2 separate regions of the Mus musculus genome follow, and region 2 is linked to region 1. A link is a loop called in an ENCODE intact Hi-C map of the cell type or tissue named here. Cell type or tissue: heart. All regions are shown on one strand. Links, peaks and the distances in the headings refer to the core of each region. The heading gives the core; the rest is flanking DNA. Region 1 has its middle 27 kb from the start of Pkp1. Region 2 overlaps Tnni1 (troponin I, skeletal, slow 1).

Region 1 (2,904 bases), core at 147-2,646:
GGCAGAGATCAAGAAAAGGAGATGGAGCCAGGCTGTCTCAGAGCCTGTCCTCTATCTGGTATTCAGTCCCTTCTGGTAGACACTCAGAACCAAGCTCCAACCTCCAGAAGACCCCAGAATGAGGAACTGCTCAGACAGAGGACTACAGAAGGCAAACGGGCAGGAACTGAGAAAGGAGACATCTTTCTCCAGACTGGAAACAGGACCCATGGGGACAGCATGCAATTCTCCCCAGAGAGGCTTATAGAGAACAAACAGCGATCTATTGGTACCCACAGCTCCAACCTTACCTCCATGTCGCTCCCCTATCTTAGGCTGTTCCCACATTTCCCCCCATCTGTCACTTTAAACAGCAAGACTCTCTCTATTCCAACTGTAAGTCCTATAGCACCCCCTGGTGGCATACCAGGAACAGCCTGTGATGGATGATAGTGTCCTAGGAAACCCAAGGCACCTCCTCCCAGCTTTGCCCACAGCCTCTGCCGTATCCTTCCTCTATTGTGGGGGGGTGGGGGGGGTCGTGATAATGCGGTCTGGTCTGGCAACTTTACACCAGCTTCAGAAAGCTCCTCCTTGATAGCAGAGAGCAGGTCCACACTGCCCGAAGCCTGCGCGGCCCCAGGATGAGGGATGGGGGTGAGCGGGCGTGGCATATGAGATTTAGAAGTAACAGTAGTACCTTGACAGAAAGGCAACTTTGATCCTCATGGAAACTCTAGAAAGATTCGCCTAGGACTTTCATTTTGCGATGAGGAACTGAGCGCAACAATGTTAACCAACTTGCCCAAGACAATGCGACCAGTTAGGACGGAGCCAGGATTAACCAAGGCATCCAGGGAGCCCTGAGCTAGAGGTGCCCGTAGAATGCATAGCCGCAAATCCAGAACTACCTTGGAGACGGAAGTCTATTCTGCCACTTACTCAGGCAAGGTCCTCTCTGAGCCTTATTTGTTCTCTGAGGGAATTAGACTACCCTGTCTCCATGACTGCCCTGAGATCAGGCCTAGATATAGACTTGGTAGGCTTAGGGACCAATTGCTGCCCCAGCTGTAGGCTGGTTGCAACCCCCACCCTCAATACCCACACAAGACTGAATGGGGTCCCAGGGTCTTAAGGAAAGCGAAACGACAGACTGTAGGTGAGTGCTCAGGGAAGCAGTCTTCTTGTTTCAGCTTCCCTCTTCCAGGAAGGTCCTCTAGCGTTTAGTTCCCTTGAAGCCTTGAAGCTGTAAGCTACCTTCAGAGCCTTTTCTCCCACCTGTGAAGCTACAGTTCCTTCTTGGTCACCAGAGGGCGCTCTTACCTACGGTCCCAAGGCTCTCCTCCAGGCTTGGCTCAGGACCCACTTTACTTCCTGTGTCTTATGGCCTCGTGGCCAGAACTGTCCTCCAAGGTGAAGACTGTCTCTGAGCCTCTTAATGGGACACGCAGCGGCTATTGTACCAAGTAGCATCTGAGGCTGCCTGGGGCATGCACACAAACTAACAAACTAACCAACAACAAACAAAAAACCTAAAACCTGAACAGCTGTGCGATTTCACCCCTTATTATTACCACTGAGTATTGATCTCACGCCTGTTTACCATTTTCCTGCCCCGTGTTGTCATCTCCTGAAGGCATGACTTTGTCACACAAAGGCTGCGAAGAGGTTGCTGCTGGGTGGTTCTCATGACCAATTCCAGCATGTCTTGGTGGCCACCAGATGCCTAGGAAGTGCCTGTTACAGGGCAGTAGGTAAGACCATGCCAGCTCTGGGCAGGAGGGCACATGCACAGGGAGACAGACATAAAACACTGGAGGAAGCCAGGCCCCGTCCCAGCACACCCACAGTGTCAGAAGTAGAGCCAGCAGGAAGGAACCATGTATAGGTTTAGTTCAGAGAAAACAACACAGATTGGGGTGGGAATTTGGCAACGTCTTAGGCGTTGTCTGTGGTCCTGGTGCTATAGAAGGGGGTTTCCATGGAGACAGGAGGCTCTGACTCACCTCCCAACATGATGGAATCTTCTGAGACCACAGCCGTTGACTAAGGATTGGGGCAGAAGGACAGGGTGGGTGGGTTGGCAGAGTGGGGACCTGCTGTATTTTTTTAAGGTCAATTATCCTTGTCTTCCAGCAAACTGAGGCTGGCTCCAAAGGATGCAAAACGCTTCCCATGGGTGCCTGTGTGGAGGTATGCTCTGCCTAGTGAGAGGCAGGAAGGGCTCTGTCTGTTTCTTCAAAGTGTTGTTTAAAGAAAGTTAGCATTCCCCTTAGTATGGAGCAGGAAGATGAACCGTGGTCCTCCACTACCTGTGAGCAGGCCTAAGGCTCCTGGCTTTTGCTTACATTAGGCCTCCTCCACAGCCAATAGGAAGAGTGATCTGGACACAGACTGGGAGAGTCCTCTTGACCCACATGTCCTACAAGGCTGTGCTCAGGTGTCACCTCCTTCAGGAAGCCTTCCTTGATTCCTTAATGTGAGTTAGATGTCCCATAGCTCTGCTGTGCTTATCTAAGCCACCACTGGCCCAATTGTCCTAAAGCTGCTTGGCCTCTGACCAGTGTGCCCTGAGGTTAGGGCCATCTAGGGTAGAGGCTAAAGTGCTCCCTTAACAACCAAATACAGTAAGTATTGTGTACCACTGCTCGAGGCAGTCTATAAAGTAAGAGGTCATTTGAGGGGCAGGCTTTGAGTCTGGGCAAACATCCACACGGCCAGAAGTGAGCCTGGCCTCTAAGTCTCCCTTAGTTTGTCAGAACTGTTGCCACCAGCATTTGCATGGATAGGGGAACACAGGGGGGCTGGGGGAGGCCCCAGTTCAACTCAAGAATACTCATCCTCAGCTCACAGTGGGATGGCAACACAGGGCCATCTCTAAGGGTCCCTAAGATTTAGTCTGAGGAGACTGGCCTGGCAAATGGC
Region 2 (2,904 bases), core at 260-2,759, 130 kb before region 1:
TGATCAGTGGTCCTGGAACTGGCAGCATCTATGTGTTCCTGGTTGCAAATGACTGAACTGGAAACTGGGGGGACCCTAGAGGACCCTGAGACAGGCAAGAGTCTGAGAGTACAGGGTTAGGTGATGCACAAGGTCCCTCCAGCTCTAACGCTTTTCTAACTCAGTCTTTTCTTTCACTTGTCACTTGGTGCCATACTTGGCTTCCATACCCTCAAAGAAGCTCCCCCAGTCACTACTCCCAGAGAAACAGCAGTTAAGAGATGTTCAAACCCCCCCCCCCACTCCAGAGAAATAGCTGCAGGAACTGCTGAAGCAGTGGAATTGGGCCATAAAAGCCCTGCTGTGGGCCCTAGGAGGGGAGGTGTAATAGCCAGGTCTACAGGCCACACAGAGCCAACTTCTTCACAGAGCAGATGTTAGCTAGTGATAGGTGAGGGTTCACACATGAAGGGGAAGGGCTGAGGGTGCAAAGGTCAGCTATGGGAGGGAACCGGTCTGGAAGATGGCCAGGACAGGTTGGAGGGAAGGAGCTAGAGAGGGAGGCAGCTTGGGATCTGGACAGAGCAGCTAAGTCCCATGGGTGGTACAAGGGAGAAGCCCCAGGGACTATGGGGGCTGTGTGTGCTGTGTGTTAATCAGGGTTACCTAAACAGCACGCATCACTGGGATCTATCTGATGGCATCTCCTCTTTTGTCCTGACAGGTTGGCTTGCTGTATGACACTCTGTGTCATGCTTTGGTCCCTTTCCAGCCCCACTCACCTATCTTTCTGCTCGTGCCTGGAACATCCCTAATATGCGCTCCCTCCCTCCAGCCTATGCACACACCTTTGGAGCCAGGATGAAATGGCGCACAAAGGGGAAGAGAGATGCCAGTGCCTGGGACCTCATCCCAGCAGTGTGGGCTTATGGTACCCGCTGGGCATGCTGGGGTTATCCAGTCACCCCAAGGGGCCCTAGGCTGAGGAGGGAGGCAGAGAGAACTGCCTCTCAGCAGCCCCGTGTTGCTTCCCTCCATCTCTGTTGCTACCTGCAGTATTCACAAGTTCTCCATTAAAAAAAAAAAAAGATCCAGGTTTCCAATGGTTTCTGTAGCCCTGTTGTTAGCACTCAGAAGAAAGTGATGACCACAAGGGGTCTGTGGAAAGCAATCTGGGGGCTTCAGCCTCTAGCCAGAGGAGTTTAAGATCACAATAGAAGGCTAAGGCTTTGGTGGCTGCTTACTAATGTGCCCCGAATGAATCTTCCTTCCAAGTCACAATGATTTCACACACTCTCATCACCCAAAGCCCTGATCTGAGGACCACTGAGTCCTACCCTAAGATCTAGCTGTTAGAGCGGTGTCCCGTTAGGAGTCACACCCCACCTGATCTCCCCAGCCTCCACAAACATGGACCATCTGTTGCTTTCACATGTACCTAACTGCTGTGGGCCAGGAGGTCAAGGTGCTTATGCGTTCTCATCTGGTCTGCAGGGCTCAGGGCATGAGCTTCTTTACCCGCCTGTCTCTCAGGAGGGGCACCCTGCAGTTCCACATCTGGCCACCAGGAGGCTTCGACTCTCATCTCTGGCCATGGCTGCTCAGGTCCTAAGTCCTTGCTCTCTGCACCTTCAAATAACTTCCTCTCTTACTGGAGACGTCAGAGTCAGAAGGAGGAACATTTTCTGAGACCTCTGCATGGACCTTCTGTCCTTTCCCCAAGGGCAATAGTGTGTCAGGGACCCCAGTTTCCCCTCACACTCCTGTCAAAGTCAAACACCCTCAAGGCTCATTCTTTCTGAAAGGTGCCCGGTCCACCCAGTGGTCTGACCTTTGGGCCAATTCCTTTTTCTATCTCATTAATGTTTGGGCCCAAAACCTGAGAGGGGTTTAAACCAGGAGATGGGGTGGGGGCAGTCTTGTGTCCTTGAGTTGCACGCACCCCCTCTTCTCCCTTAAAGGAGCAGGGAAAAAAACAAAACAAAACCAAAAAAAAAAAAAAGCTGAGTGGTGGTAATCCCAGCACTTGGAAGGCAGAGGCAGGAGGATGTCTGAGTTTGAGACCAGCCTGGTTCCAGGACAGCCAGGGATATACAGAGAAACCCTGTCTCGAAAAACAAAACAAAACAACAACAACAACAACAACAAAACAAAATAAAGAAGCAGAGAGCAAAATTCAGGGCCAGAGTGGAACTTGGCTTTTTAGGGTGGTGTCAAGGGCAGTTCCTGAGCTAAGCCACCTGGAAAGTGACTGGTCCCCAGGAATCGTCCCAGCAGAGGCTAAGCTTCCCGAGCAGACTCTTGGAGTCTGGAATTACCCCTCTCTACCCTCTGATCTCCACGTATTATCTGTCATGAATTCCAAAGGCTGGTGCGAAGTGCAGCATTGGTACAGTCTGAAGCAGGCATGCTCAGCCTGCCTGTGGCAGTGGGGACAAGCCACTTGGGGTGCATTAGGAAAGGCAACACCTAGCACAGGGATTTTACTACAAGCACATCAGTAGAGTCAGGGGTGTGCATAGAGCATGCCTACCATACACACATGCCTGCAGTCATAGATACACCCAGACACACATGCATGCATACACACACACACACACACACACACACACACACAGAGAGAGAGAGAGAGAGAGAGAGAGAGAGAACTGGGGAACCTGACAGGGCTGGTTCATGCCACAGAACATAGGGTGAGGCTTCGTGCCTGGGCAGCCAAGAAACCCACCCTTCCCTGCCTTACGGGCTCCTTCCTCCTAGCTGGCCTGGCTCCAAAGCATGTCTCAGTGTTTTGTCTCTTTCCAGCCCTTTGATAGAACCTAGCCTTAAGTTCCTGAGGAAAATCTTGGTCTGCCAGTAGACTGTTAACCTAGGAATTGGGGTCTCCACCCTGCTCTTACAGAGTTGGAAGACCAGCCCCAATCCTGA

What was found. A loop is a pair of places that touch in the nucleus more often than their neighbours do. Peaks named below come from ENCODE experiments on the same cell type or tissue, not always from the same donor. Only the 100,000 strongest peaks of a DNase experiment are listed, where the experiment ranks them.
Region 2: it touches region 1 in a loop (6-fold over the local background); 3 of 42 quality-filtered maps call a loop at or near these places.

The regions. Positions count from the first base shown.
Region 1 is chr1:135,944,587-135,947,490 of GRCm38, forward strand. No RefSeq gene overlaps it. Among named protein-coding and RNA genes, the nearest start is that of Pkp1, 27 kb to the left of the region's middle. In heart, for the core only: CTCF peaks have their summits at 393 (motif pointing left) and 1,287 (motif pointing right); DNase peaks (open chromatin) are centred at 405 and 1,385; H3K27me3 peaks cover 697 bases.
Region 2 is chr1:135,809,910-135,812,813 of GRCm38, forward strand. It overlaps Tnni1 (troponin I, skeletal, slow 1), which reads left to right. Exons shown (of 10, transcript NM_021467.5): 10 at 704-1,080. Among named protein-coding and RNA genes, the nearest start is that of Lad1, 7.2 kb to the right of the region's middle. In heart, for the core only: a CTCF peak has its summit at 1,534 (motif pointing right); a DNase peak (open chromatin) is centred at 1,532; H3K27ac peaks cover 1,192 bases.